2 separate regions of the Mus musculus genome follow, and region 2 is linked to region 1. The links are chromatin loops, found by intact Hi-C in ENCODE. Cell type or tissue: heart. All regions are shown on one strand. Links, peaks and the distances in the headings refer to the core of each region. The heading gives the core; the rest is flanking DNA. Region 1 holds the start of Grifin (galectin-related inter-fiber protein). Region 2 overlaps Iqce (IQ motif containing E).

What was found. A loop is a pair of places that touch in the nucleus more often than their neighbours do. Peaks named below come from ENCODE experiments on the same cell type or tissue, not always from the same donor. Only the 100,000 strongest peaks of a DNase experiment are listed, where the experiment ranks them.
Region 2: it touches region 1 in a loop (1.8-fold over the local background); 2 of 42 quality-filtered maps call a loop at or near these places.

The regions. Positions count from the first base shown.
Region 1 is chr5:140,561,172-140,577,398 of GRCm38, forward strand. Grifin (galectin-related inter-fiber protein) reads right to left here and starts at 3,896. Exons shown (of 5, transcript NM_030022.1): 1 at 3,871-3,896; 2 at 3,495-3,574; 3 at 3,262-3,421; 4 at 2,370-2,536; 5 at 2,018-2,123. The coding sequence starts at 3,882. The coding sequence ends at 2,108. It also overlaps Gm52800. In heart, for the core only: CTCF peaks have their summits at 4,930 (motif pointing right) and 7,269 (motif pointing right); DNase peaks (open chromatin) are centred at 4,510, 6,360, 7,590, 10,710 and 4 weaker places; H3K27ac peaks cover 2,511 bases; H3K27me3 peaks cover 940 bases.
Region 2 is chr5:140,651,639-140,667,865 of GRCm38, forward strand. It overlaps Iqce (IQ motif containing E), which reads right to left. Exons shown (of 23, transcript NM_028833.3): 22 at 14,370-14,570; 23 at 11,867-13,855. The coding sequence ends at 13,728. Among named protein-coding and RNA genes, the nearest start is that of Ttyh3, 11 kb to the left of the region's middle. In heart, for the core only: a CTCF peak has its summit at 12,473 (motif pointing left); DNase peaks (open chromatin) are centred at 11,794 and 12,323; H3K27ac peaks cover 3,067 bases.

The DNA.
Region 1 (16,227 bases), core at 2,911-10,910:
GCCTGCCAGAGGCTCCAAACAGCATCTCTATCAGCCACAGACACCTCAAGTACCATCGGGTCTGCTGGGTCATATGGTCCAAGTGGTAGAGCAGCCTGCACAGCAGCCTGGACCTGTTGAAGGGCCTTCTCCTGTTCCAGGCCCCACACAAAGCTAGCAGCTTTCCGAGTCACTTGGTAAATAGGCCTAAGTAACACACCCAAGTGAGGGATGTGTTGTCTCCAGAATCCAAATAGGCCCACTAAACGTTGTGCTTCTTTCTTGGTTGTAGGAGGGGCCAGGTGCAATAACTTATCTTTCACCTTAGAAGGAATATCTCTGCACACCCCACTCCTGGTACCAACTTCTGTATTAGTCAGGGTTCTCTAGAGTCACAGAACTTATGGATAGTCTCTAGATAATAAAGGAATTTATTGATGACTTACAGTCGGCAGCTCAATTCCCAACAATCGTTCAGTCACAGCTGTGAATGGAAGTCCAAGGATCTAGCAGTTACTCAGTCTCACGCAGCAAGCAGGCGAAGGAGCAGGAGCAAGAGCTAGACTCCCTTCTTCCAATGTCCTTATATTGTCTCCAGCAGAAGGTGTAGCCCAGATTAAAGGTGTGTTCCACCACACCTTTAATCCCAGATGAAAGGCGTAGCCCAGATTAAATGTGTGTTCCTTAAACTCGGAGATTCAATCTTCTGGAATTCATAGCCACTGTGGCTCAAGATCTTCAAACCAAGATCCAGATAAGGATCTCCAAGCCTCCAGATAAGGGTCACTGGTGAGCCTTCCAATTCCGGATTGTAGTCATTCCAAATATAGTCAAGTTGACAACCAGGAATAACCACTACACCTGGTCTACAAAGTGAGTTCCAGGACAGCCAGGGCTTCACAGAGAAACCCTGTCTCGAAAAACAAAACAAAACAAAACAAACAAAAAAAATGGGTAGATGACAGACAGACAGACACTTAAAAAGAACAAAGACAGATAATCTGGGGGATGACTCAGTGGTTAAGAGTGATTGCTCTGCAAGCATGAAGTTCAAATCCCAGCACCAACATAAAAAGCTGTCCATGACTATAATCCCAGGGCAGCAGGGCAGAGACGGATGGACCCCCAGAGCTCACTGGTAAGGGAGCTTAGCCAAAACAGCAAGCTTCCAGTTCAGTGAGAAATCCTTTCTTAGAGCAGTAAGTCAGAGAGAGTTTGAGGAAGTCCTAGGTCCTGTCCTGGTACATGCACCTGCACTCATAAGGAAACTATCCGTGAGCCTCTGTGGCTGCCTGGCCTGACCCAGGGAGCACCTGGGCGGTGGTTGGAAGGCTTGGCTCTTCCAGGGCAGGAGAGCTTTTCTCCCTGGTCACCTGGGGGGAGGATTTGTGGAAGTAGAGCTGGGAAGCTGAAGGCTGAGCCCAGTTCCTGTCAGTGGTCCTCAGGGTCCTCCCTCCCTTTCTCCCACTGCCCTGTGCCTGTCTGTACACACACACACACACACACACACACACACACACACACACACACACACACACGCACGCACGCACGCACGCACACATAGAAGACTACAGGGACAGGAGCACGTCTCCCATCCAGGTGGGACCAGAGGAAACAGGAAGGACTCCAATGGGAAGCAGGGGGAGGAGGAAGCTTCCAGGAAGCGCTCGGTGCTTCTGAAATGATGTCTTAGACAGGACCAGACTGAACCCTGTGCCAAAAGGGACTGAAAGCCCCACCACAGTCTCCTGTCCACCGTGTTTCACCCCATGATAGGGTCATGTGAGTGTCAGAGAGTGAGTGAGTACCCTTTGAAATAGAGCCTCAGACTCCAGCCAGGGTCTTGGGGACAAGGGGAGGGACTGCCCAGCGCCTGGGGCATTGGTCTCAGGAAGCCCCTTTTCCTGGCAGGCACATCTGTGGCTGTCACAGCCCCACAGAACAGCCCCACCTCCACAGCAGCCAAGACTGTAACCTGCTCATATTTTATTGAAGGTAAAGCTCGGGGTTCACACAGAGCCTCAGCTTCCCAGCATCTATAACGTGTGTAGTGTGTGTCCCGTGGCTCCAGGTAGAAGGGGATGCAGGATGGTCAAGGCTGGCTCTTGTAGGCTGTGGTCCAGTCTGCTCAGTAGCCCCCATCGCTGCAAGAATCCAAGGTTCTGGTTTTAGCTCTGCTTGCTCTAACCAGATGTGGACAACTGGGGGGTGAGGGAGGGAAACAGCTGTGCAAGGCCAGAAGAAGGTGACATACGTTAGCCAACCAGGGACCAGGCAGATAGGAATCCCGAATGGTGTGTGAGGACATGGCGGGCACCTTACCCTCAGCTCAGGCTCCACTTGGCCAATTCCACCTGGGTTAGTGTGTGAGGACATGGCGGGCACCTTACCCCCAGCTCAGGCTCCGCTTGGCCAGCTCCACCTGGGCCAGCCGATGCTCACTGAGCACTCGCACTCTGGTGATGGTGGCCAGCGGTCGGTGCCGATGTGGGAACTGGAGCACCTTTTGTTCCTGGGCATAAATGTGGAAGTGTTCTGCGTCTGCACTCACCTCCATCTGAGGGGAAGGGAAAGTGTGTGTGTGTGGGGGGTGTCTCTGGGCCCCAACCACAGAAGCCTTCTTGGCTGTCAGCAATCTCTCCAGGCTCCACCCAACAGCAGCCAAGTGTGAGCCAGGACTATTCATTCAGCTTGGCTCCTCTTTGTCTCTCTGTCTCTGTCTCTCCCTCTCTCCCTCTCTTCTCTCTCTTCTCCACGTGTTCTCAGCCAGCCTCTACCTTTCTTCCTCTTTCTGTCTTCTCTCCTCTGTCTTTCTGTCCTTCTCTGCCCCCTTTTCTCTGCCACTATCCCCTTTCCACGTTGCCTTCCTTTCCCTCCAATAAACTTCATTTTGTACTAGGCCTGTTGCACGGTGCTGATTCCTCGGGGGGGGGGGGGGGGACGGGGACGACGACACATTGGCCTGGCCCACCAAGGTGCTCATTGGCCTGGCCCACCAAGGTGCTCCCTCCTGCCGCATTTTATAAAACACAACCCTGGCTACTTGGCAAAGCATGGTGTGGACCACCTGGTCCTGAGTTCCTAGCTGGGGATCCCTCTTTTCACCAAGAGAAGGTGGTTAGTAGCCAGAGAGAGAGAGACACCCTGTGAACAAACTCCGTGAAAGGAGGCCACTCGGCCCAGCAGGGTGCACCAGCCCATGCATTTATCCTCCGCAGTCCCTGTCTTCACGGGTCCTAGGTGTCCCACCCCACCTCTCCTTCCTCCCACAGACCCCATCACCTCAAAGGGCTCTCCCAGAGTCAGTGGGAATATGCTGGACACCTCCTCCTGCCCCCACCGTCCTCCCTGGAAAGCATTGCCCACCACCGTGGCGCTGGAGAATCGAGGTTTGACGTGGAAGGCGATGTCTCCGGCGTCTGTTAAGAAGTTGATCTCGAACCTATGGGTGGAGAGTGTGATTAGGGTCAGGAGTGTGGCTGGAGGGTCCCGACCCCAGCGAGGGAGGCTCTTACTTCTCTTCTCCAGCATCTGCATGTCCCTGGACAGTCAGGCTCCAGCCAGGGGCCAGACCCCCTGCACAGAAGGCTTCGAACTGAAGGCAAAACACAGGGGACAGAGCCCCAGAGGGCTGCAACCTCCTTCCTCCCCATCAAGTGTGCTGTTTATTCAGGGACACCGGCTCCCACCAAGCCCAAGCCTCTACTTCCATGTTGCTCTGGGTGTGGTGGTCCAACCTTACCCCCACAGCCTCTCTGCTTGGGGGCTGAGGAGAAGCTATAAACATTCCCAGCTCTATAGTGGAGTAGGTGGCCCCACCAGGCGCCCACCCCCCCACTCCACTTCCTTCTCCAGCATTTGCAACCTCCCTGGGCTGTGGATCTTACCCACCTGCAGTGTCATTGCCCTCAGCCACTGGGTGTGGGGATGAGGCAGCTGGAGATATAGCAGAGCCCGCTGGGGCGGGGCATGGGGGCCCCACCTCTAGGGGCCTTGTCTGGGTCACATGGACCTCTGTGCCCCATTTTTCCTCCCCCCTCAGGCTAACCCTGCTGGAGAGGGGGCTGGGTACATGGCTTAGTGGCAGCGCTCTTGCCCTGGGTTCATCAGTGAATACACTGGTCCTTTCAACATACTTCCCCAGGTCTACCTAGCTCTGCCACCAGCACTATTCAGGGTCTTGTGCACATCTGGGGATACATCACCCATCTTTGTAGGGAGGGTGTAACCAGGGCCCCCCCCAACTCCCATACTCCAGAGCCTCACACTGACCCCATCGGTCTCAAAGAGTGAAGAAAGTGTGTCCTCCTATAGAACCCTGGCTGACCTTATGACCTCAGTCTGACCATCCATCAACTGTCTACCATACTGGGAATGTGTCCCTGATCCAGTCCCCTTCCATCCCAGGGCTGCCCCGCTGCAGTGGCTCAGTGGCCTCAAGGGGATGAATGGGGATTAGGCCTGGCTCTGCTCAGCACATTCCAGTGTCCAGTCTACAGATGGGGAGGGCCTTTCCCACACCCCCACGCCTCTCCTGGCCGGCTGCCTCTTGGGCTGAGCCAATGAGAAGGATCCACTGGGGCCCTCGAGGCCACCTCAAGGATGGAGGAGAGAAGCCCAAGTCTGTGGGGGCGGTTATGGGGGCCTCTGGGACTCTCTGAAGGGGGAAGTTGGGTCACAGTGTAGCTGTGGTGGGGGCCCAGAGCCTTGGGGGTAAAGCCTGCAGATGAGTGTGTAACAAGCACGTGTCTCCTTTTCTCCTGTCCCCGTGGGTCCCCTCTGCCACCGTTCTTCTCTCCAGGCCCTGGCAGGGCTGAGCCTCTGGCCTGCTTTGCCTCTTCCCAGATACCGCTGCACGGATGGACACAGTCTGGCAGGGAGCTATGGGTACCAAGGTCAAGCAGGACACAGAGATGGCTCACTAGCATGGCAGGGTTGGCTGAGCCTGCAGGGGGCAGCCCAGAGCAACAGAGATTCCCTGGGGTGAGCCTGCTGGACCTGCCTGGCTGGGTGCAGAGTCTGCAGACCCCACATGCTCACCTTCCTGGAGGGCCATGGGGAAGAAGTACCATCAGTAAGTGCTTGCTGCGCAAGTAGGGGGATCTGAGTTTGATGCCCAGCACTTGTGCAAGGCACAGAACACAGTGGTCTGTGCTGGGGTCTCCAGCCAGCCAGTCAGGAGACCCTGGCAAGTCCCAGGTCCCTGTGACAGTCTCTCAAAACCACACACACTAAAGCCCTGGGCCGCAGGGCCCACTAGGAGACTGCAGGCCGGCTTCATGGCTTTCCCCTTCTCCTTTCCCCTATGTAGGGATGCTGCTGGGACGAGATGTCCATCTTCAAATTCTCTGGATGTGCAATACAGTGCTGGTTGGTACCAGAACTCAGGGCTGGGGTCAAAGCCCACAAGTCAGGAGTGTGGACAGGTTCTAACCCCCTGGCTACCTTGAGCCAGTGGCCTTCTGTGCTTCACAGCCACGTGCTGGAGTTGCTAATGCTGACCTCTGTCACCTCCTCCCCTTAGTGCTCCCCCCCCCCCACACACACACACCCAGTGCCTGTCTCCTTGATGAAGGAAGGTAAACAAGACAGATGTGGCTGAGCAGGGGAACTGGGTCAGCCCACTCCACCTCCATCTTTCCTAGGATGAGAGGAACATCGACGTGGGCACCTTGTTCTCCGGCTCTTGCAGCCTGGAGGCCATAGCTTGGAATTGGGAGCCTGGGGATGGGGGCGGGGGAGCCCCATACCTGTTGAGACATGAGGCCCAGATTTTGCTGCCAGGGACAGAGAGGTCAAAGATGCCTGCTTCCAACGGTCTCCATCCCCTGTGAGCCTCAACCTCCCCCTTCCGGCTTATGAGGTCTGTGTGGTAGGAAAGCTGGCGGCTGCCCACCACCCAGCTCAGTCTCTACAGCTGGGAAGTGTTGGAACCCCAGGCCATTCTGATGGAGGCTGGACGTGCTCCCACAACTGGACTCTGCCCCATGGTGTCACACAGACCTGTGCTTGCATCCCTCTGAGTGGCTGGGACTTGTGTCTGGTAGGGTTGGAGCAGGAGGCTGTGACAACTCCCAATGACCCAGGCAGCTACAGCCCCGGGGACAGAATGGGCCAAGGAGAGACCCGAGATGCACTTTGCCCCCACACCAATGTCAGGGAACCCAGCTCCTTCCTTGGCTGCCTCTGCCCTGGCCTGGTTGGATTTTGTGAGATTCGATGGTGTGGCGGGCAGTAGTCCTCTATGCCGTGCTGTCTGGTGGGCCTGCTGCCAGGTGAGGTGGTTCAGGGCTGAGACTAACAGACCTGCCATTTAGGCAGCACCCGCACCTCCTACCTCCACCCGGATGTGCGGTTTTGCCTGGAGCTGTTGACTTTGAAGGTTCTTAAGCAGGAGCTGGTCTCCACCCAGCTTAGGGGAGGAGCTACACCAGGATGGGGGGCGGGGCGCGGTGTAGGCGGACATCTTGGCCAGACCCTGGCCAGTGCTGAGTGCCAACTCTCCTCCCCCTCTCCTCTTCCCTGGCTCCTCCACTTCTCTTCTTCCTCCCCACGTCATCCTTTTCCCTCATCCATTTTCCCCTGTTCATGTGTTTCTAAGAATGTCCTTACTTAGCCCAGGCTTGCCTCCGACTTTCAAGTTTTATCCCAGCCTCCTCAGTGCTGAGATTATAGACCTGTGCCACTACACCCAGGCTGCTTTTAAGAAGTGGTCACTTCGCGTAGCCCAGGCTTGCTCCCTGTCAGATACCTACTGGCCAGTTTACAGGCATCTCTAAAGCTGACAGCCTTTGGGATTGGTTCTGAGATCCATATTCTGGAAAAGGATGTAGGAGCACAGACACACAGCTAGACCATCACAGAGCCAAGGTTTGAAGCCAGCAGTATGCCTGCCCGAGTCCCCACCCTAAACACATCCCTTGGAAGCATGGGATGGAGGTCCATCTGGGTTGGCTTTCAGGAGGAGGAGGCACTACGGGTGGCTGTTGTAGAATGAACAGGAGTTAGGTTATGGGAAGGTACCCAAACCAACAACAATCTGGGTGTGGTGGCACAGAACTATAATCCCAGCACTGAGGCAGGAGGATTGAAAGTTGGAGGCTCCCGGTCATGATGAAGGGGAATCATCTTTTCTCGGCTACATCTGTCAGTTTCTGAGCCAAACTCCTCAGTCAGTGTTTCCCAGTAACCCATTAATTTTGCAACCATCAAGAGTGTTCATATTTGTTCACAACCCTGTTGGACAAGAACCTTCCCTTTCCCTTTTGGGCTGTTTCCCTGATGGTGCATTGCTGTGAGCAACCTCCAGGGGGCAGTAAGGAGCCAAGTCAAAGAAAAAATGCCCGGATAAATGTGGCACATTGTAACAGAGGATAGTGCTGGAGGGTGTGGGGGCGGGTGTTGAAGGGATTCCCTCCCAACCATCCAAACTGACTCAATGCCAATAGGAAAGGAGCCAATGTGAAGCCACCTTTGAGGTATGGCCCACAGAGGGTTGTCTGGAACAGAAACACAATTTGAGGAGGCCACTGAGGCAGACAGGGTTAGGGCCAGCTGTGCAGGCAAGAACATGCCTGCCTACTCACATCTGACCTTGACGGAGCCAGATATTTTCTCCAGATGCATGCTGGGCTCCAGGGACACTGCCGAAGCGCCAGCGCTATAAACAGACCCGGGGACTGGATTGGAGGAAGGAAGAGCTGTAAATACAACCAGACAATAAAGTGTCTGGAGGATCCCCTTCACGCTGTGCTGAAGGTGTAGGTGCGGAAATTCTGAGCCCCAGAACCAGGGAGGGGACACGGCTCACCAGACAGGAGCATTATTTTATTAACTAATTTATTTATTTATTTTTGGTTTTGGTTTTTCGAGACAGGGTTTCTCTGTGTAGCCCTGGCTGTCCTGAAACTCACTCTGTAGACCAGGCTGGCCTTGAACTCAGAAATCCTCCTGCCTCTACCTCCCAAGTGCTGGGATTAAAGGCGTGCGCCACCACTGCCCGGCTATTTTAAAGATGTGTGTGTGTGTGTGCGCGCGCGCGCGCGCGCGCGCGAAAATGCTTAGGTAAGCCAGAAGAGGAATCAGGTATCCTGCTCTGTCTCTCTCTGCCTTATCCTTTGAGACAGGATCTCTAACTGAGCCTGAAGCTAAGATGCTAACCTCAAGCCCCAGTGGCATTCCTGTCTCTACCCCACCCCCAGCTCCTGAGTGACAGGTGGGCACAGCCAAGCCCTGCTTTTTTTTTTTTTTTTTTTTTTTTCAGTAATGGAGATTCACGCTTTTGAGAGGCACATGTGCACTACCTCACTCAGCCTTGCAGGGGCATTTATAGACCACCAGTGCATTCATGCACAGTAGACCCTGGGAAGGCTGTGTTCATGTAGTTTGTCTTGTAGACAGAGAGACTGACAGAATGCGCCCACTGAACTTCTGGAATATTCCATGGAGATATGAGTCTATAACACAGACTAGATTCCCAAATCAGGACAAAAGGCATGCTAATAATCCCTTCCTTTCTTCCTTCAAAGACGGAGTCTTACGTAGCCCAGGCTGCCCTCAAACTCACTGCGTAGCCAAGGATACTCTTGCTCTCTTGATCCCCATTCCTCCACCTCCAGAGTGTGAAATTACAGGTGTATACCACTGTACCTGGTTTATGGGGTACTGGGGATGGTGCCCAGGACTTCATGCATGCTAGACAAGTGTTTCCTCCCCTATGCTACATGGCCAGCCCTCTCCTCCCTTTCTGAGACATGGTTGGTCTCATTCTTTAGTCCAAGGTAGCCTTGAGCTCCCTGAGACATGGGTGCCTCAGCCTCTCAAGTGCTGAGCCTACAATCCTGCATCACTTTGCCTATTTATTATTATATAGGACCTGAAAATCTGAAGTCCAAGGGCAGCCTCAGCTATATGAAACCTTGTGTAAAAAAATATTTAAATTAAAAAAAAAAAGTGTTAGCCGGGCATGGTGGCACACACCTTTAATCCCAGCACTTGGGAGGCAGAGGCAGGCAGATTTCTGAGTTTGAGGCCAGCCTGGTCTACAAAGTGAGTTCCAGGACAGCCAGGGCTACACAGAGAAACCGTGTCTCGAAAAACTAAAAAAAAAAAAAAGTGTTACATGTTTTCTTTCAAATATGGAAACCTCAAAAAACATAAAGACCAAAAAGCATAAAGATGGGGGGGTGCATTAGGGATGGTGGGGGCTGGGGTGGGGACAGGAAGTGGGTAGGAAAGGGGGTAGGTGAGATCGACCCATGACATATACATGAGCCGCAATGACCCAGCAACGCCCACTGATTTCTGCACTTACTATCTGCTGGTAATTATCCCTGCCATGATTTTCATATTGATTCCATGTTTAAACAGTAAGTTTTGACACGCTGAGTTAGGTGAAGCATATAATTAAGTTTTACCCTGAGCACTTAGAAAATGTCAGAGTAGAGAGCTGCGGAGATGGCTCAGCAGTTTAGAGCACCAGGCGCCTTTTCCGGAGGAGCCCGATGCAATTCCCAGCACCCACGTGGCACCTCCCACCATCTGTGACTGCAGTTCCAGGGGATCTGACGCCCTCTTCTGTTCACTGCAGGGACCAGTCATGTATGTGGTGCACAGGCAAAACACTTATGCACTCAAAATAAAATTAAAAAGTGTGTGTGTGTGTGTCCACGTGTGTGTGGTATATGCATGTGTGTGTGCCCATATACATATGATATGTTGCCAATATCAGCTGTCTTTTTTTTTGTCACTCTCTACCTTACTAGTGCTTCTGCTTGCTTTTGTCTTGTATTTGAGGCAGGGTCTCTTACAGAACCTGGAGCTCGCCAATCTGGCTAGAATGGTTAGCGGGCAAGCTCCACCAACCTGTCAGCACCCACCCCCCAGCTCTGGGGTTATAGGCATGCCACACTGAGATTCTATATAATCACTAGGGAATTGAACCCAGGTCCTCAGGTTTGCACAGCAAGCCCTTCACCCACAGAGCCGTCTTCCCAGCACCCCACCGGTCTTTATTAATATTCTTTTCAAGACAGAGTTTCTCTGAGTAGCCCTGGCTGTCCTAGAACTCACTCTGAGACTGGACTGGCCTCAAACTCCACCTGCCTCTGCCTTCAAGTGCTGGGATTAAAGGCATGGCCACCATAGCCTGGCTCTTTTTATTTTTTTAAAGATAAGCAATAGAAAAATCTCTGTGACAGTTGAGATAGTTCACATCTGTAGTCTCAGCAGGCAGGAGACGGAGGCAGGAGGGACTGTGAGTTCCATGGCTCCCTAGGGTACGGTCATATTTTGTCAAAAAAAGGGGGGGGTTGGGGCTGCGGCTTTGTTGGTAGACTGCTTGCCCAGCATGCACGAAAATGCATAAACTGGACATGATTGGTGGTCACCCATCATCTCTGCACCAGACAGATAGAAGAAGAAAATTTGAAATTCAAGATCATCCTTGGCTACATAGCAAATTGGAGGCTACTCTAAGATGTGTAAGATCCCGTCTCAAAAATAAAATATAACAAAGAGATAAAGAGAGAGACATTTTATATTGTCCCTGTGGTTGGGAATGAGCCCTTCCCGGGAATCCTTAGGGACAGGCTGTGGCCACTGCCTAAGCCTCTGTCACCAGGAAGTCTGTGCTGCGTCCCTGAACCACACTCCCATCAGCCTCAGGCAGCACAGGCCGCCTGCCCCGGCAGAGCCGACTGGCTTCCAATGTGTTCCATCCCTGCCAAGGCGCTTGGGAAAGACCCAGGGGAGCCACCAGCTCCTAAAATAACCTCACACCAGTTCCAGGACATCTGTGGGATGGGGAGGAGTTGTGAGCCCCAAGGAACACTGAAGAGACGGGTAGGGCTGGAAATGGGGACCGGCGGGCCGAGCAGAGACAAAGAGGAGGCAACAGAGAAAAGTAGACATGGCAGGGCCTGATGTCAGTAGCCAGTCATCCCAACGTAATGGGAGGCTGAAGCAGGAGGATCGTGAGTTCAATACCAGCCCGGGAAACGTATGGTGAGACTCTGTAAACAGAGTAAACAGAAGGCTGAGGATGAAGCACTGTGCCTTTGTGGTGCGCATGCGCCCTTAGGATCACTCCTAGGAATGGGGGTGAGGGAGGGTACAGGGTAGGGGTGGGGAAGTAGCAGAGAGATACTAACAAAGATAGGTAGAAACTCCTTTTTTTTTTTTTTTATAAAAGATTTATTTATTTATCTTATGAATATGAGTACACCACCGCTGTCTTCAGACACACAAGAGGGCATCCGGTCTCATTACAGGTGGTTGTGAGTTACCATGTGGCTGCTGGGAATTGAACTCAGGACCTCCAGAAGAGCAGTCAGTGCTCTTAACCACGCTGAGCCATCTCTCCAGCCCAGGTAGAAACTCTTGAAGAAGCAAAGTCAGGCAAAAATAAAAGAGAACAGAAGAGGAGAAAAGACCAGAAAGCGCATGCCTCAGGCTGGGCAGCCCCGCCCCTCTCTTTTCTCAAAGGGGAAACTGAGGCCCAGATAAGCCCGGGAAGTTGCCAGAAGAACTCCAGCCTTATGCCCTTCACACTTGTCTACCCCAGCTGGCTGCAGACTCTGACCCACTGTCCCACCCCTGCCTCAGAGAATCCCTAGGGGGTTGAGAAATGTCCTCTTCGTAGCCAGCACTGGATGAAGTTTGTGGAATTTCCCCCAGCTCGAGGCGGCCAGAGGCCAGAGGAGAGCTGAGACTGGCTTACGGCTCAGAAGGCAGGATGGGGTAGAAACTGAGGCTTAGGGAGAAGCTGGAACAAAGGAGCATGGGTATACAGGAAGCAGGAACTGAAGGGTGCTTCTTGTCCAGAGAAGGTCTGATGTAGCCAAGGCTGGCCTGGAACTCACCACGTAGTTCCTCCTGTCTCCACATCCCAAGTGCTGGGATTATAGACACTGGCCACCATATCCTGTTTATGAGACTCTGGGATGGAACTCAGGGCTTCAGGCATGCTAGGCAAACACTCCACCAACTAAGCCACGTTCCCAGGAAATGAGGGATGCATTTTGAGCTAAAGGATTTTTGTTAAGAGACCCTACTCCTAGACCCTCCTAGGTCCATGACAGAGTCACCAACATTTAATCATTCAACAAACATTTATGAAACACTCTTTATTTATGGAGCACACCTTTTGGACTGGGACCTGGTGAGAGGGTTCACAGTGGACAAGAAGGGCCTGTAGGTGACAGGTTGAGACGGAAGCTTTAAGTGAGCAAAAAACTACACACGATCATGGGGTGGGGGTGAGGGTGTAGAACTGAGAGGTGACAGCCAAGGGATGGTCTGCAGACTTCATGGGTCAGTGTCCCGGCGGGATCCACGGGGTCTCCTGAACCCTCTCACAAGGGAGTCAGTCATTTCTTTCATGTCATGTTTTTGGCAGGTGCCTCCCACATGCTAACAGCCTGCTATGTTTTCGGCAGCAGGCATGGTTCAGTGTGGATGATTCTCAGGATAGGAACTAAGAACAGAGGGCACTGGGGTTGGGGCTCAGTGGGGAGAGTGCTAGCTTAACACACACCAGGGCCCAAGGTCAACCCCCAATAACACACAACACCAAGTATGGTGGTACATGCTTAAAACCCCAGTATCTGGGAGGTGGAGGTGATCTTTCTTGAGGCCAGCCTGGGCTACATGAGGGGAGGGGGTAGCTGGGCGGTGGTGGCTCATACCTTTAATTCCAGCATTTGGGAGGCAGAGGCAGGCGGGTCTTTGTGAGTTCGAGGCCAGCCTGGTCTATAGATGGAGTTCTAGGACAGCCAGGGCTTCACAGAGAAACCCTGTCTTGAAAAAAACAAAAATAAAGGAAGGAGAAGGGTGAAGGAGGAGAAGGAGGAAGAGGAGGAGGAGGAGGAAGAAGAGGAGGGGAAGAAGTAGTCAGCTTGTGTCTGTAATTCCAGCCCTTGATAGAAATAATTAAAAGGAAGCAGGATAAGAAGGAACAGGGCAAAGCAAGTAGCAGGTGAGAGGGGAGGAGTTGGGAATGCAGCTCAGTGGGTAGCGTGCTGGTCCAGCACACACAAGGCCCTGAGTTCGATCCTCAGAACCACATACAGGAGACCCCATGAAAAGGAAGAAAAGAAGGCAGGCTGGAGAGATGGCTCAGTGGTTCTCAGCTCTTGTGGCTCTTGCAAAGGACCTAAGTTCTGTGCCCAGCACCCCCATCAGGTGGGCAACTGCAGCTGCAGGGCCCTCCTCTGGCTTCTGTAAGTATCCACATGTACATATGTGCACGTATGTATAGAGAGAAAGAAAAGGAGGAAAAGAGGAAAGAAGGGAGGGAGGAGGCAGGAAGGATGGAAATGTATAAGAAATGTAAACAGTAAACAAAGGATCTTCCAAGGACCAAGTTCAAGGGAAAGATAACATGAACTTAAGGTGTCCCCGCTGCTGAAGAGACAGACACAGGTTCCACACAGGAAAAAGTCCCCAAGGTCCTGAAGGACATCTGTCAGAGGTCAGAGGTCATGGTCAAAGTGGGTTGGACCCAGATCCCAAAGGAATTTTCTAGGGGCAGGAGAGAGAAGAGGAAGATAGGTCTGTGAGCCACGGTGGGAGAGTGTTCAAGTACTTGCCCAGGAGAAAGAGAATAAGTGGTTTAGACACAGGGCCTGAGATGCACCTGGGGCTTGCTGTGGTTGATTGTGAAGGGTGTGTCCCATACATACACTTACTCACACATACACATACACATACACACACACACACACACACATATACACACACACTCACACACATACACACACACACAAACACACACACACACACATACACACACACACACACTCACACACACACACACATACACACACACACAAACACACACACACACATACACACACACACACACACACACACACACACACACACACACACACACACACACACACAGTCTGCCTCCCATCTTCGGCTTCCAGCCTTCTCACTGTCACCCCAGGTTCTCTTGGGAGGTGGATGGTTGCTCTGAGAGGGGCTCAAGTCTGGAGTCTATCAGATTTGCTCACCTAAACATCAGGGTCCCCCAAAGCCTCACTCAGTGTCCCTGCTCTGACCGTTGCCCCCACTTCCCTGGGTTGGAACAACGGGACACAAGATTCTTTCAAAAACATTTCCTTTGCAAAATAATCCTCCCAAATATGTTTTTGGAAACTGAACAGGAAGATGTTAATTAAGGTCCCTCCCCAGAGGGGGTACAGGGAGGAAGCGTGGGGGTCAGACACAGGAGCAGGGGCCAAATTGGCTCAGGAGGACCTGGTCCACACCCAACCCCACAGCCCTCGCACAACCAACCCAGCTCCTCCATCTTTGGCCGATGAGGGATTCAAGCTCTCAACCCATAGCAGGACACAGAGTCCAGGAAGGGGCAGTGTATGGCCGAGGTCACAGGTCAGAGGTGGAGCAGAGTGGAGAGATATCTGCAGCCAGCAAGAGTCTGTGTTCACAGAAAGGCATCTGCACTTGTGCGTCCTTGTATCTGTGCCAGGCAGGCAGGGGACAGGCGAGGAGACCCTGGGCTCTGCAGGGCTTATTTATCTGGAGGTGAGCCTGAAGGCTTGGCTTCCTCACATGGCTGGCTAGTCAGGCCTCCACCCTCTGACAGGGCCACAGCAGGAAGAGGTTTGAGGACTGTTTTCTGCTCAGAGACACCCCCCTTCCCCTCCCCCAACCACCTTTCAGCTTTCTGGGTTCTCTGTGGCCTGGAGGAAGTCTTAGTAGCCTTTTTTTTTTTTTTGAAGATTTATTTATTTTATGTGCACAAATGTTTTACCTGCCTGTATTCCTGTGTATCATACACATGCTTGATGCCTGTGGAGGCCAGAAGAGGGCATCATAGCCTCTGGAACAAGAGTTACAGACAATTGTGAGCCAGCCACTATGTGGGTGCTGGGAATTGAACCCTGGTCCTCTGCAAGAGCAGAGGGTGTGCTTAACCACTGAGCCATCTCTCCAGATCCCTATCCTGATATTTACATCTCAACGAGATCATGTTCATGTTCTGGGTCACACAGCTTGACACTCCTAGAGACTGAGGTTTCTTAGACATTTGAGGAGTCTAAGTCCTGTATGTATGTATGTATGTATGTATGTATGTATGTATGTATGTATGTATTATGTATCTATCTATCTATCTATCTATCTATCTATCTATCTATCTATCTATCTATCTATCTATATCTATAGCTGGGTGCTATAACCCAGAGTATAACACCCAGCCTCTTCTGAATGGGCTGACAAGGAGTAAGCCCAGGGGCCATCCGTCTGTCCATCCACTCATCTGTTCTCATTTGCATTCTGTGGCTGTGATAAACACATGACCATGGGGCTGGAGAGATGGCTCAGCAGTTAAGAGAACTAACTGTTCTTCCAAAGGTCCTGAGTTCAAATCCCAGCAGCCACATGGTGGCCCACAACCATAATGGGATCTGACACCCTCTTCTGGAGTGTCTGAAGAAAGTTACAGTGTACTTACATATAATAATAAACAAATCTTTAAGAAAAAAAAAAACATGACCAAAGGTAGATAGGAAAGAGTTTAATATCAGAGTTCAGGCTACAGTCAACCTGCAAGGAAAAGCAAGGCAGGAACTCAAGGCAAAGCTTGAAACAGAGCCGATGGGGGAGGGATGTTGAGTGGATTACTTACTTCCAGGGGCACGCTCAGCTGCCTTTGTTACCAGGCACCACTCATGGTGGCCTGGGCCCTCCTACATTGACCAGCAATCAAGAAAATGCCAGACATGTCCACAGACCAATCTGATGGAGACATTCTTCCCAGGCATTCTTCTGATGGAGGGTCCCATTTCCCAGATCTTGATAGTTGACAAGCCAAAATTAGTCATCACACCATCTTTCCACCCACTCATCCTTCCATGCATCCCTCCACCCACCCACCCACCTCTGTGGTCTACCACCCAATCTATGACTGCAGGTGTCCATACATCTATCCACTTATCCATCCATCCATCCATCCATCCATCCATCCATCCATCCACCCATCCATCCATCCCTCTGACCATATATCTGTTCATTTATCCTTCCATTAATCCATTCCTCTGACCATCCAATTATCCATCCATCCATCCATCCATCTATCCATCCATCCATCCATCCATTCTTCTGTCCATTCATTGCCTGTCTCTCTCTGTTCAATCATGTAGACAGGATGCTGAATGGAAAGATTCAGAGTTATGGGGGATGTGGGAGGAGACAGGGTAGACTGAAGCTCCTCATCTC
Region 2 (16,227 bases), core at 8,228-16,227, 96 kb after region 1:
CTTTTGACCACTCTCTAGGAAGAGGAACTGAGGCCCAGGTCCCACCATTGTCCAGGAAATCCAGAGAATCAACCGCCAGTCAGGAACCAGCATGGATTGGTGTCAGGCCACCAACCCTTCCCTCACCAGTTCTTCACCTCTGAAGCTTCATCAAATTGGAGATTTTCTTATGATCTGGCCACAATGCCTGTGCACTACATAATAACTCACAGTGATGGACAAACTGTGTTCCCCAAAAGACATGTGCAAAAGCCAGGTGTGAAGTCACACACCTGGGCAGCTGATCACAAGTTTGAAGCCTGACACATACACGTTGCAAATTTGAAGTCAACCTGGGCTAAGTTGTAGGACCTTATCTAGAAAAGGAGGCAGAGATCCACCTGCCTCTTCCCTCCTTTTTCCCTCTCTTCCTTCATTTGCCTCCAGTAGGGTTTGTGAGCCGAAGACACTCAGTAGGTAGAGGGCTTGGTTGTGCAAATGAATGTGACGCCATTAACATTCATGCAAAGGCCAAGAGGGAGGAGGCAAAGATAGTGGCTCCTGGGGACCTGCTAGCCAGCCAGTCTAGCCAATTGGTGAGAGATCCTCATGTCAAAAATAACATGGAAATGATAGAGGAAGTTACATGATGTTGACCTCTGGCCTCTATACCCATATACATGGGTGAATGTGCATGCACACAAATGTACATCTTTACAAATTCCACTCGTACAATTTTTTTAAAGGCAGGAATAAAAAAAAGTCTACATAAGCCAGGCATGGTGGCCATACTTGAGAGGCAGAGGTAGGTGGATTTCTAAGTTCAAGGCCAACCTGATCAACAGAGCAAGTTGCAGGAGATCCTGGGCTACACAGAGAAACCCTGTCTTGGAAAAAAGAAAAAAGAAAAAAAGAGTCTGTGTGGAGCCAACACTGAAGATTGAGTACCCAGAGGGAGCGCCTTTGCAGAAACATTTCAAACAGAAGACCCAGGGACTGAGGTCAGGAGTCCTCTGGGGCTATCCCTCTAGGAAGGGAGGTGGTTGGTCTGAGGCTCCTGAGAAGTCTCAAGACCTGCAACCAGTGGGAGAAAGCCAGAAGCCAGTTGTATATGTCCAGCCTGGCCCAGCCCCCAGATGTGGGGCCGCAGCCAGAACAATGGAATTCCCTGTGTTTGGATCCCATCCAGTGAGGTTCACAATTCTGGAATCAGCCCTCACCAGCACTAGGAGGGACGAGGAGAGGACTGGAGGCCCAGATTGGCCCTGTGCGTGCTGACATGTGGCAGGGTGACACTCGGGTCACACAACTGTCAGGATTACCTAGCCACCGTGAAACACTCCAGGATAGCCGATGCGTCCTGACCACAGAATAGGCACAGGGACATTTCTTTTTAATCTGGCCATGAGGGCTGGTGTCTCTGGAGTTTGGAGAGACGCCAGCCAGCCAACACTGTCTTCAGAGGCCTGTGGAGCCATCAAAACACAACCTGAGCCAGCAATGACAGGTGACAGCCTCATCTAACCTTCAGAAAGTCAGTGGGAACCAGTAAGTCAGCCAGAGGCCTCAGCCCCACAGAGCACTGACTCAAGTCCTATGGGCCCAGCAGCAGATCCCCTCAGACAAAGGTAGACACAGCCTGGTACTGTCCCTGAGGCCACATACCTGTCATCATAGCCACTCAGGAGGCTGAGGCAGGAAGATCACAGCTTTGTTCAAGAGATGCCTGGACTTTAGAGTAAGTTCAAAGGCAACTTGGGCACCTCAGACAGACCCTTCTTAAAATCAAAAAGAAAAAAGAGAAGCTGGTTGGTGGCACACGCCTTTAATCCCAGCACTCAGGAGGCAGAGGCAGGAGGATCTCTGAGTTTGAGGCCAGCCTGGTCTACAGAGTGAGTTCCAGGACAGCCAGGACTACACAGAGAAACACTATCCAAAAGAGAGAGAGAGAGAGAGAGAGAGAGAGAGAGAAAGAAAAGAAGAGAAAAGTAAAATAGTTAGCATTATAACTCAGTAGTAAAACACCTACCTAGGTTTGGAGCATGGCTCAAAGCCCTTAGAACATACAAGGCCCTGATTTCAATTTCCATTTCGACAACACACACAGAGACATGTGTATACACACACACACACACACACACACAAAGAGAGGGACTCCGGCACACAGAGACATGTGTACACACACCACACACACACACACACACACACACACACAAAGAGAGGGACTCCGGCACACAGAGACATGTGTACACACACCACACACACACACACACACACACACACACACACACACACACACACACACACAGAGGGACTCTGGAAAGGCAAAGATAGGCTTTCCTGCTGTCTTGGAGGTTCTTTGAGAGTCAGGAATTCTCACAGGCCTTGCTCCCCACGTCAATATATTAGAAAATGGAACCTCACCCTCTGTGAGTCTGAGGGAAGTAAGAAGTTCTAGGGGGTTTTAGATGAGGCAGCCTGGCCAAAACAGGGGGTCCCTGGGTCCCTGGGTCCCTGGACTCCACTCGACAACAACAAACCAACCCAACCGAACAAAACACTGCACTTAAGCTGTCCTTGCCCACTTAAGCTGTCCTTGCCCGTGACTGAGGGGATGATTTATCTGGCCTGGCTTTGAACCTAGAGGGTGCCACCCCCGAGACAGATGGAGACAGGGCTCCCAGGAACCCCTCCTCCTTCCTGTAAGCACTAGTGAGGAAGGTTCTGGAAGCTGCCTTGAGGGTAGCACGCTTACTCATCTTATTCAGAATGAACTGTGGGGCAAGGAGGTGGAGCCCTTTATTGATCATTTGGGGACCTTTGGGCTTTACGAGAGAACCCTTAGTGCCATCTACCCCTGGGCTGCCTTGTCTGTACGCCCAGCATCAGCCACGGCGAAGGAGCGGCTTCCAGAGCCATGCGAGTCTGGCCTCAGCCTTGTGGCCTCATGCCTGTACTCTGAAAAAGGAAGGCCTCATTCAAGGTCAGGGTCAAGGTCCGACTCCGGAACCCCGGCAGCGAAGGCCATGCTACTCCCTTCTTTCTCTGCCCCTCCCTTGATGGTCTTTCTATGACCTTGCAGGGCCTCATAACCAAGTCCAAAGTCCCCAGAACCAGTCTCATCTCTGACAGGCTCTGCCTTTTCCCAGGCAGGGCAGGCAGTGATTGATGAGAAAGGCCAGGTGTGAATGTTTCTAGAATACCTAGGGCTGTACAGGTGGCCCAGCTGCTTGCTCACAAGCATCCAGACACACAGCAGGGCATGCTACCTAATTTACAGATGGAGAAACTGAGGCTCGAGTAATTCACCTGCTCTGGCTGCCCTGGCCAGGTGGATCCTCACCTGGACTCTATTGCATGTGGGCCCTTTCTCCCAGAGTGAGCTGGCTATGAAGTCAGGGCGTTCTTTCAGATTTCTAGGGTGAAGTTGGGCACGGTGCTGGCTATTTTTATGTCAACTTGACACAAGGTAGAGTCATCTGAAAGGAGGAACCCCATTTGAGAAAATGCCTCCATACGATCCAACTGTAGGGCATTTTCTTAACTAGTGATTAGTGGGGGAGGGTCCATTCCATTGTGGGCCTTGCCATCCCTGGGCTGGTAGTCCTGGGTATTTATTTATTTAATGTATTTGAGTACACTGTCACTCTCTTCAGCCACACCAGAAGAGGATATCAGAACTCATTGTAGATGTTTGTGAGCCGCCATGTGGTTGCTGGGAAGTGAACTCAGGACCTTTGGAAGAACAATTAGTGCTCTTAACGACTGAGCCATCCCTCCAGCCCCAGGGCTCTTTAAGAAAGCAGGCTGAGCAAGCCATGAGGTGCAAGCCAGTAAGCAGCACCCCTCCATGGCCTCTGCATCAGCCTCCAGGTTCCAGCCCTGCTTGAGTTCCTGCCCTCACTGATTTTGATGATGAACCGTCACATGGAACTCTGAATAACCCCTATCTCCTCAAGTTGCTTTTGGTTATAGTGTTTTATCACAGCAACTGTAACTAAGACAGGCATGTTGATACACGCCGCCGCTCCATCATGCCAGCATTTGGGAGGATCAGAAGTTTGGGCTGCGGGAGAGCCTGTACAAACAGCTAGAGTGGAGGTGCGCTCTGAGGTCCCACTCCAGCCTCTGTAGATCTTGCCATAGCCTTTCTGCTTCTCCAGGTCTCCGTGGGCCACTGGTGAGATGGCTCTGGAAGAAATCACAGAAGAGAACTGCACAGAAAATCCATCCATTTGGATCGGGGCATTGTGATGTATATCTTTAATCCCAGCACCCAGGAGACAGAGGTAGGATAATCTTAGTTTAAGGCTAGCCTGGTCTACATACTGAGATATATTAGCAGGACAGCCAGGGCTATACAGAGAAATCCTGTCTCGAGAAACAAACAAACAAACAAACAAACAAACAAACAGTTCTCAGCCTGGGAGTGGTGGCATATGCCTTTAATCCCAGCATGCCAGAAACAGGTGGATCTCTGTGAGTTCGAGGCCAGCCTGGTCTATAGAGCTAGTTCCAGGACAGTCAGAGCCACACAAAGAAACTTAGTCTTGAAAAACAAAACAAAAGAAAATGTTCTCTCATCTGAAGCTGCTTCCTCAAGGTTAGGCCTCTCCCCATCTTAGCCAGCAGCTTGGCTGTATCCTGCCTCCCATGCTGGGGAGTCCTAGTGGGCTCCAGTGGGCACTGGGAGTGGTCATCTTTCACAGTCCCCCACCCTGCTCATTCACTCTCTCTAAACAGTGGACTCCATCATTCTGCCGGCACTCTGTTCCCACATCTCTCGGGGTCTGATCCAAGCTCCCCAGGAGGATTCCCCACACACAAGGACTCCCCACACAAGCCCTGGCCTCCTTCCTGAGCTCCAGGGTCACACCGTGCCCATCAGCCATCTATATGTGTATTTCTTTCTGTGTTCCCCTGTCACCCTATTCCACTCCATTCGTTTGCTTCCAGCTACACGTGCATCCATTGTCTAGCCAGCCAGCTGCCACCCACTCCTTTTTCAGTCCATCCATTCCACCATAGGCCTATCCATCCATCTCTACATGTACCCATCCACCCATCTATCCTGTCCATTAGCCAACCTGTCATCGTCCATCCATCCATCCATCCATCCATCCTTTTATCCATATCTCCAACCATCATCCTCTGCCCACTCATCTTTCTATCCGCTTACCATCTATCATACAACCACACATCGGCTCATTCATCTGTCTACCCTATGTCCAGCCTTCATCCATCTCTGTCCATACACGCATCCATCCCCACCCCCCACAGGCATCTTTACATCCACCCACATCCATCTCTCAGTCACACACACATCCTTCCATCCCTCACCTTCCATGCACCCATGCACACCTTCGTTATGTAACAAAGGCCGCAGGAAACAGTAACAGTAATCGTTTCGATTTTTAATTTTTTTTTTAATTTGCCAAGCTTGCCCGAATTTTGGTTTTTTAATTAATTAATTAATTTTTATTAGATATTTTCTTCATTTACATTTCAAATGCTATCTGGCCCTGGCATTCCCCTGTACTGGGGCATATAATCTTCGAAAGACCAAGGGCCTCTCCTCCCACTGATGGCCGATTAGGCCATCCTCTGCTACATATGCAACTAGAAACACAGCTCTGGGGGGTACTGTTGTTCCTCCTATAGAGTTGCAGACCCCTTCAGCTCCTTGGGTACTTTCTCTAGCTCCTTCATTGGGGGCCCTGTGTTCCATCCAATAGATGACTGTCAGCATCCACTTCTGTATTTGCCAGGCACTGGCATAGCCTCACAAGAGATAGATATATCAAGGTCTGGCGAGATGGCTCATCGGGTAAGAGCACTGTCTGCTCTTCTGAAGATCCTGAGTTCAAATCTCAGCAACCACATGGTGGCTCACAACCACCCATAATGAGATCTAACGCCCTCTTCTGGTGTGTCTGAAGACAGCTACAGTGTACTTACATATAACAACAAATAAATCTTAAAAAAAAAAAAAAGATAGCTATATCAAGGTCCTGACAGCAAAATCTTGCGGGCATATGCAATAGTGTCTGGGTAATTTTGTATTTTTATGTGTGTTTCATCTGCATGTATGTCCATGTGCTACACACATGCCTGGTGCCTGCTAGAGAGAGACAATTGGAGTTACAGACTGTTTGTGAGGCACCGTGGGTGGTCCTCTTAACCACTGAGCTTGGGCCCTTCCAAGGGATCCCGGAGCACACAACGGCTGGCTAGTTGCTTCTCTCAGTCACACACACAACATCTTGGAAAGGCGAGGGAACAGAGACTGGAAATTGTGCTTCCAGACAGTGGCTGGCGTGTCAGCAGGATCAGCTAACAGCAGGTGAATACGGAATGGAACCCGGGCAGTTCTGGGGGCAGAGCCTCTCCTTTGCCAGGACTGGATATCACTTTAAAAGCCGCTTGAAGCTTGCAGCCAGCAGTTATGTTGTGGGTTGTGAACAGGAGCCCCGATCATCTCCACAGGCAATCTTTGGCTTGGGCCTGGAAGGAACGGTCCTGATGACAGCATACCCCATCAGAGGCCTTTGCTTTGTTGTTGTTTCTGGGGGGTGGGGGTGGGGACAGGTCTCATTCTGTAGGTCAGGTTGGACTTTTTTTTCTACTATATTTATTCCTTGAGAACGTGATAATTGTATGGCACGGAGTTTGATCATATCTACTCCATTCGCTACTTTTAACTCACCGATCCCCTCACCAGGTTGCTCTCCCAGTTTCATGTCCTCTTCCTCAAAAAGAGGAACGCTGTTCTAACCCAGCACATCCATGTATACACGGGGGTGAAGCCATCAGCTGGAGTAAGGCCAGTCAACGGGGAGTGGGGGGCACATCCCCAAAGAAAACTCTCTCCTCAGGCAGCCAGGTTCTGTATTTCTCGATCCTCCTGCCTTAGCCTCCTAGGTGCTGGGGTTATGGGCAGCCATATCTAGCTTAAAGACAAAAGTTAGCCTTGGCTGTCCTGGAACTCCCTCCATTGACCAGGCTGGCCTCAAACTCAAGAGATCCACCTGCCTCTGCCTCCCAAGTGCTGGGATTAAAGGCGTGCGCAGCCACTCAGGTCTTTTTTTTCCCTCCAAACCAAAGGAACTGTAGATGTATTTGCATCTGAATATTTGCGTACAGGTGTGTGTGCGTGCATGTGTGCATGTGCGTGCACATGTGGAAGCCAGAGGTCAACTTCACCATTCACCTTGGTTTGTTTTATTTTGTTTTGTTTTGTTTTGTTTAGACAGGGTCTCTTACTAGCCTCAAGTTAGCCAAATGGGTGGGGCTGGCTGGCCAGTGCTGCTCAGATATTTGCTGTTGTTTTATTTTTGGAGACAGTGTAGCCTTGGCTGGTCTGGAACTATGTAGACCAGGCTGTTCTCAAAATCCCAGACTTCTGCTTCCCTCTGCCTTCCAAGGGCTGGAATTAAAGGCATGATCCACTATGCCTGGCTATTTTTGTTGTTGTTTTTGTTGTTGTTTTTGTTTTTATTTATATGAGTACACTGTAGCTGTCTTCTTCAGACACACCAGAAGAGGGCATCAGATCTCTTTAAGGATGATTGTGAGCCAACATGAGGTTGCTGGGAATTGAACTCAAGACCTCTGGAAGAGTAGTCAGTGCTCTTAACCTCTGAGCCATCTCCCCAGCCCATTGTTGTTGTATTTTAATGCACATTCTAGGAATTGAACTCAGGTCCTCCTGCTTGCTTGGCAAACACTTAACCTACTGAACCATCTCACCAGTCCCTTGCATGTACTTTTGTATATACACATGCTACCATGTTTATGCTTGTATTCCTGCATGTGTATACTTGTGAGCACACTACAGTTTTGTGACCATGTGCCCATCTGTGTGCACACATGCGTTTGTGTGCACATGTTGCTTGCTATGCTATGCCATTCACAGGATCAGGAGCAGCAGGCTTGGAGTCGAGGTCGAGCCAAATTTGGGCACTGTACATGCTGAAAGCCCCCAGGTATCCAGAGGGGCAGATGCTAGGGACAGTACCTGAAAACACCTCACTTAACAGGAAGTAGCCGAGTGGAGTGGTAGAAGCAGGAGGGTGGGGGCACACGAGGAGGAGGCGGGACTTCAGGTAGGTCAGCCCTGGCTCAGCAGCCAGCCCTGTCCGAGGGAAGCATCACATGTGCCAAGGGAGGGGGCGGATGGCAGCGGCACTGGCAGGGAACGGCCTTTCTCATGTATTATGTCAGCGGTGCCCCCTCCCCGCCTACGCCACAGCCTCTCTGCTTTCATCTCTTAGAAGCCGGGCCTGGGAAGAGAGGAGCTGAGAGGAAGAAAGCCGCAGGCTGGGTCCCATGAATGGCCCCCAGGAGCCCTGGCACACACTGGACTGTTCTTTGAATCCTGGCTGTTCTGGGCTTAATTAACGGGTAGCTCAGGGGCACCCCTTTTCTCCTTATTCAGAGAGCCCCAGCACCATGGAAACCTTTTCCAGGGTCCTCAGGCAGGCACCGACTAATAGGGCTGTCCCTCCAGCTGTAACGGGGGCCAACTTGAGGGAGCCCATGGGAAGGCATGCTAGCCAAAGGCCATTAGTGGGTGCCTGTGCAGACAGGCCAGCCTGTTCCCTTCCTCATCATTCCTATTCTGAACCTGACAGCGCTGCCAAAGGGAGCCAGGGATTCAAAAATCTTTATTCTGTGTTCCCTGAGGACTTGGGGAGATGGCACATTTAAAAGCATCCTGGTCAGGCATGGAGTCACTCTCCCCAAACCTGAAGAAGGTGTGTGTGAGCCAGGCAGGGTGGGGCAGGCTATATTCCTAGCTCCTTGGGAAGCTGGGGCCAAAGGATCCCTCATTTAAGGCATGTCTAGGCTACAGGCTGGGTTCAAGACCAGCCTGGGTGACTTGTTAAGACTGTATTTTTGGTTTTTGTTTTTTTCCCCATTAAGGAGCCAGGGAGTGACAGTAAGAAGGCTCAGTGGGTTAGGGTTTTGCTGCCAAGTCTAATGACCCAAGTTCAATTACCCGGTATCAGCACAGCAGAAGAAAAGAACTGGTTCCTGCAAGCTTTCTTCTGATCTCCACAGGATGTTATGGCATGCATATACACACACACACACACACACACACACACACACACACACACACACACACACATTCACATTATATTTTTACCAAAGGCCTGGGACATGGCTAGGTAGATAAAGAACTTGCCATGGAAGCCTGAGGACCAGAGTTCAGATCTCCAGCATAGATCGGTTGGGTGAGGCAGCACACGTATGAAACCCCGGGTGGGAAGGCAGAGAGGCTGATCCCTGGATGTTAGCCAGCCCTCGAAACTGCATCAATGAGGTCCAGGTCCATGAAAGACCCCGTGGAGCCTGGACAGATAGCTCAGCGACTAAGAGCACTTCTTGTTTTGGCAGAGGACTGAGGCTCAATACCCAGCACTCACATGGTGGTTCACAATTGTCTGTTAATTCCAAGTTCCAGGGGATTCGATGCTCCCTTATGACCTGAGGTACTATTATGTGCAAGCAACATACACACTCACTTGAATATCCACACAAACATGAATATATATATATATATATATATATATATATATATATATATATACACATATACACAAAAATGTAAGTGTTCTCATTATTTGTCTCTCACACACGCACACACACATACACACACACACATGCACATACACACACCCTGACATGCATACACATGTATGCACACGTCCGAGGACAACTTGTGCTTCTCTCTTCTACCCTGTGGGTGAAGGCTGAACTCAGGGTTTCAGGCATGGTACCAAGAAGTGCCTTTATCTACTAAGCCATCATGCTGGCTATAAATTACAATATTTTTTTAGCTGGGTGTGGTGGTGCATGCTTTTAACCTCATTCCAGTAAGTACTATCTAGTTAAACCCCATTAAAAAAAAAAAAAAGGCCAGGGGACCCAGTCCCCACTGGCCTGAGCCGTTCTGAGTTTCATTTCCCAGCTTGTGGATGCAGGCGCTCTGACAGGTGCCTGCCCAGCTGCGGCCTGCACTGGACAGGTTAGTCGAGATTGCAGTATGGCTGCTGTATGCAGATCCCCGTGACCCCCAAGTAGGTAAGAACCTCAGGAGAGGGCCACAGGCTCCATGTCAGCCAGCCGTCTCTGGCCCTCAGAGCTTCCGAGCCACCCAGGAACGTATGGCTTCCCCCTCCCCAAGGAGGAATTTGCAATTAGTTTGACCAGGATATACTGGAATTTTTATTTAGATCTCAAAGTTGAGAGTGCTTTCCCGGGAAGGTATTTATAGGTTTAAAGACATCTGTTCTGCTCCAATCTTCCCTCTTTTTCTAATGATTGGTCTCTTCACAGAGAGGGCTCTGTCTCTGTGAGACTGAAGGCACAGTCCTCTCTCCCCTCCTCGGGAGACAAAAATAGACATTTATCAGACAGAATCCAGCCGGCACCTGCAGTCAGGGTCATTCAGGCACAGTCGCTCCTTGAAACTGAAATGAGTGGACCTACAAAAAGCTCCCATGTGCTGTGGGGTTTTACACAAACGCCAGGCACAGGGCCCTGGGAAATTAGTTCTGGTTACCCATCAGGCGGCCTACAGGGACTGTGGTCTTGGTGGCTTCAAGCCCCTCTGAATGTGGCATGACCATGCGGTCATACTGCATTAAGACTGCACCTTTGGGGTTGGAGGTGTGGCTCAGTGGTAGAGTAACAAAAGAAGGACCTGGGCCCCATCCCCGGCGCCATATAAAAAAAGCTCACTACAGAGTCTGATTCCGATCTCCGCAGGTTTGCTCCCACCCACACGCAGCTCACTGATGTCTGTTTTGCTAGTTTTGGGAAGCCTGGTTTGTATCAGCCTCCTCTCTGTGCTTCCTCCTCAGCTGCATCTGGTGGGTGGAGGTGAAACAAGGGGAGCAGAGGGGAGCAGAGTTTCCCAGATCTTGCTTTTTTTTTTCATAGGGGCAGCATCTTCAAGGAGGATGGCTCCAGTCTGTTCCTGGCTTTTGAGGTCCCTGCTGGCTTCCTGTGCACTCTCCAGAGAGGCTCAGAGCCTCAGGCAAGCGCGTGTGTAAACGTGAGCGGTGTGCGTAGCCTTTCACTTTTTCAGCTCTGCGCACAGGTCAGCTACAGCAGTGAGTGAGGCCTCGGTCAGCAGACTGACAGCCACCCATCGGGCGGGGTCACAAAGCGAGCACGGGCTCTTTTAGAGATGAGCTACCTACCAGCCTACACAGAAGGCTCACTCCTGCTCTTTAAGCACAAGGTGATGTGGAGCTGTTGCTGTGGAAATCAGGGCACAGTGACGTCACTGACCCAGCTCTGCACATACCTGGGCCTCCTTTGGTTCTGAATGCTGAGGTCAGAGGTCCTTACAAAGGTCTCCACTCCTACTCACCCCCAGGGATGAAGTTTGCTGCTTCTTAAGGCCCCACTGCCAGTCCACAGCTGGCTGCGTCCAAGACCAGCACACTCCCAGAGGGCTTGGCCCAACCCACAGCCTCTACTCTTCTTCCTCTTTCCTCGACCCACCCCCCACCCTACCACAGTCCCTGGCAATTGGCATATACCTCACCCCTCAGTAGTTTTTGTTTTGCCAATGGCCCTGGCTGGCCAGTCAGGCTTGGAGAACTTGTGCCTACACAACCAAGCCAAGCACAAGGACTCTTGTCTTACAGATCAGGTGCCGTTCAGGCCGGCAGGACTTCCAGTTCCCACATCGGCTCCTGGAGAAGTCAGCGGGAGCTCACTGTACTGCCCCTGCACCCCAGATAGGCTACCACGCCCCCCTCCCCCGGGCACTTTCTCTGATGCAGACAGCCAGGGGCAGTCTGCTCTGGCAATGGCGCGTGGGTGGAGAGCACAGAACACAGGACGGACACCTGCCAAAGGCAGAGGCTTCAGGCTTCACCCTCATTTACTGGGGCAGCTTCAAGACAGGCTTTGCCTTTAATAGATGAGCTGCTACACCAAAGGATGGGAAGGCTACAGCTTTCCTGTGTTTCAGAGGCAGGTTCTTAGAAAACCCAAGTGCGGGGGCTGATCAGACCTCATTGCCCACTGGCCAGGCTGGGTGCACAGGTTGGCCCTGCAGCTAGAGTGCCATCTTGCATAACCCCTTCCTGAGGTGGAGCACCCCCCCCCAGGTGAAGGGGGTGAAAACACCCCACCCTGACTGTTTGCTCACTCGGAACACTCAATGCACAGATGGCTGCAGTTAAATAAGGGAGGGGACAGAGCAGTGGCACATGGACACTCCTGGCCCCGGGAAAGGTACAGGCACATGAGGGCCACCTGTAGCCGCCGTCTTGTGTCTTAGTGGGTGGTGTCTGAGGCTTTAAGGGGTGGCAGCAATCACAGGGAACACAGCCAAGTTCTGACAAGGAAGCAGATCTACAGAGGGCTCCAGGCGGCTGCTATGTGAGTAAAGTTACCACCAGTTCACTGAGAAACTACCTTGGCAGGCAGCCTCCAGGCCATGGCTGCGTTGTGTTTTGCCCCCTGGTGGAGAAAAATGGGAGGCAGCTGTCCCTGGTCCCATCAGAGTATTAGGGGTGCTTAAACCTTCCAGGAGCAGGTAGACAAAGCTGGGCCCTCCCTCTTCCTGGTCTCTAACTGGCAAGCCCAGCTCACTTCCTGAACGTCCTATCAGGCAAGTGTTTTGTAGAGAAGGGTGCCAGGAACTAAATGGTCCCCAAAAGCAAACCTCTTGGGGGTCCCCACTGGTCTACTCCAAGAAAGAACCTTATTAGGTTTTCCTTGAGACAAATCTCAGTTCTATGGGACCAGGAAGTTCCATCTCCAGTGACCTATGGAGACCACCAGCAGCCAGTCTAACAGGCACTCTGGAGGGGACACTTGGGCAGCAGGCCTAAGTTACATGGAGCCTGGATACTCCTAAAACCCTGTCTAAGCCCAAAGTCCCTCATTCTCACCCACTGCCAGGAGCTAATTTCACAGACAAGGGACCAACACCTCAAGCTGCCAGATGCTGAGGGTGCCAGATGGCACCGGTCACCTGCAGGTACCTCTGCACACCCAGTTACAGGGCTGTACTGGAATTTGTCCTTCCCTGAGACATATCTCCTCTGGGACAATGGGCTGCCTGCCTCCTGGCCCTGCTGCCTTGCCTTGTGTCTGGGTGACCTGAGCCATCCTCGGGCTGCTTCTCATTAGTGGCTGGACCACTCTGTGATGACGCTGCCTGGTACCTCTTCCCAGAGTTCATCCTCCTGGGGCGGGTGATGGAGGCAGTGGGGGAGAAAACCGGGAGGAACAAGGAGCCCATGGGACAAGGACTCAGTTAGGGACCCTGATGGCCATAGGTTCTTGCTGGCTCTTCTATGACTGCATCTTGCTGTGGGCTCGGGAGGCTTAGCTGTAGCACCTGTTAAGGCACTGGGCAGCAGCAGACCAGGAAGGCTAGGCCAACATGACAGCTAACAGTGCCATGTTAAGAGCAAGTAGTAGACTCTGTAAGAGTTCTCTTTGCAGGACTGTCTGCTGCCCTGGCCTTGAGGTGGACGTTATCTGTGGGCACTAGAAACACACAGGCTAAAGTGGGAAATGGAAGTGGGAGTTGCCCACCCTCCCCCCTCCGTCCCCAGAGAGTACAGAGCCACCAGCACCCCTCAAAGGCACGACACATAAGAAAATGGATGGCTGAGGTGTTCTGGAGTGAGGCAGGGCTCTTCCCTAGCAAGATTTAGAGTCCTCTGACTTGTCCCCAGCCACCTCACCTGGAGGCAATGGCTGGGGTCTTAGAACGGGGAGGGGCTTTTCTTCCTGGGCAGAAATGGCGAAAAGATAATGTCATCTGAGTCATCCGAGCAGATGTCCTCCACAGGTGGTGGTGACAAGGGCTGCAGTTCTGGGGGAGAGGGCTCAGCTGAAAGGAAGCAGAGGGGGAGTCAGCCACAGGGTGTAGACGGGCAGGGAGCCACACACACAGCCATCTGCAGTTCCTGGTACCCAAGACTGAAGGCTCACCCACACAGCCAAGGGCCCACCTTCAGAGCCCCCATGCATGACACTACAGAACCTCTTGCTAGCTCCTGCCCTTGAGATAGTCTGGCAGCTGCTGATATTAAAATATTTGCAAGCCTGGTGTGTGGTGCACACCTGTAATCTCAAGCACTTGGGAAGCTAGAGGAGGAGGGAGAGGAAGAGGAGGAAGAGGATCATACATTTGGGGCTACCCTGGGTCATACAGTGAGTTTGAGGCCAGGCTGGACTAGAGTAGTCCTACAGAGTAAGATTAGCTCAGAAACCAAGACCATGCAAAGGGATTCAGAACCGAGTGGCCACTGTATATTGCAGGTCCTGGCTGAACAGCTCCTACCCCTAGCCTGCCCTGTCTGGTGTGGAGTGGAGACAAGGCAGAGGGGACAGAGGGGATGTACCCAAGGATGGCCCTGCGCTTCTAGGGCTGCTGCTCCTTTCCTCACACATGGCATCCTTCATACTGGGCACAGCCTCCAGACTGGATGAGGACGGGCAGTCCCCGTGGCCACCTTGGGCGGAGTAGGGGACGGAGGGGGCAGGTTCAGATGCAGAGGTCTCCCTCAGCTCCTCCGAGGCACAGAGCTCCTTGCGGATCACTCCTAATGACGAGGGAGGGGAAATGATTGGTTACCGACTTCAGATTTAAAAAAGAACATGAAGATTCCAAGGCAGCCATGAAGCAGATGACACGGCTGTCCACCTCTTCCTCAACCGCGCCCACACGGTTCATGGAAACTGCAGCCTCCAGAGACGCTTAATGGCTGTCACCAGTCTTCTTTTATTGTATTTCATAATCTCTGTGTGTAGGCATTGTGTACCATGGTGCGGATGAGAAGAGCCAAGGACAACCAGTGTGGGGTCCTCACCTTCCGCCCTGTCTGCCTCAGGGTCCCTCTGTTGTTTGGTGCTGGTCTCTCCCTTCTCCATCTTTCTCAAGGGAGTTCTAGGATTAGCATAAAACTGACTGTGCCTGGCTTACCTGCACTTGGACAGGTCCTCCCAGACACACTTCCCTGAATCTTTTTTTCTCCTTAGTCATTTTTTTTTGGGGGGGGGGTATTGTTTTTGAGATAGGGTCTTGCTATGTAGCCCTGGTTAGCCTTAACTTACAATTCTCCTGCCTCAGCTTCTAGTTTCCTGGGGTTTTGGCCCGTGGCATTAGTCTTTATTTTTATTTTCCTTTTCTTCCTCATTCCTTCTGCGCTCTCTCACCTTTCCTCTTTCTCTTTCTCTTAAAAAAAAGGGGAGGGGGGGCTCGTTTTGATTCCATGTGGTGGTAGGTAGCACACGCCTTTGATCCCAGCACTCAGGAGGCAGAGGTAGGTGGATCTCTGAGTTCGAGGCCAGCCTGGTCTACAGAGTGAGTTCCAGGACAGCCAGGGCTACACAGAGAAACCCTGTCTCAAAAACCAAAAAGAAGAAATAAGTTTACTTTATGTGCTTAAGTGTTTTGCCTGCATATATGTCTATTCAACACCACACGTCCATTGTAGTTACAGAGTTGCTAGCGACCATGAATGTGGGTGCTGGGAATTGAACCCCAGCTCTCGAGAAGAGCAGCCCCTTCCTTTCTTTTATGAGACGGCCTCATAACGGGAGGCTAGCCTCAGTCACTCTTGTCTGCTCTGAACACTTGGCCCTCTTGCCTTTCCCCAGGCTGAAGGCAGGCACCACTCCATTCCATTTTCTTCCAAAACATAACCAAGGGCTGGGCGTGGCTCTCATGGCTGCACTGCCTGGGATGTCTTGGGAGGAGAAGGCAGGAAGATGTCAGGTAAAGGCCACCCTGGGCCATGGAGCAAGAGCCTGTTGTAACAACCAACCAATGCACAGCCCCAACACAATCAGCGCAGAGGAACTGGCCCTTCACTTTTCTCACACGGACATGATCCTGGCCGGGGTCAGGACCTGCTCAGCAATGGATGCTTCTGGGCCAGTCTACACAAGTGACAAATCTACCATTTAAAATTTTCATTCGACAAGAAGAGGAAAGGGCAGCATAAACAAACATCTCAGCCCCGACCAAATAATTTAAAGGTCAGCAGACATGGGACCAGTGAGCTCAGCACAGGCGGCCTTTTGGAGAACAGGCTAAAGCCTCCGGGAGCCTGGGATTGCAGGCTGGCGGTGGCTTTGGGATTCCGGTGTCTGTGTGCCTGCCTTCTCTGAAATCCCAGGGCTCACTGCGCTTTACAGACAAGGTTTGGAGAGAACAGTAAAGCTGTGGCACAGCTTGGGAAGTGACTGCTGAAGCAG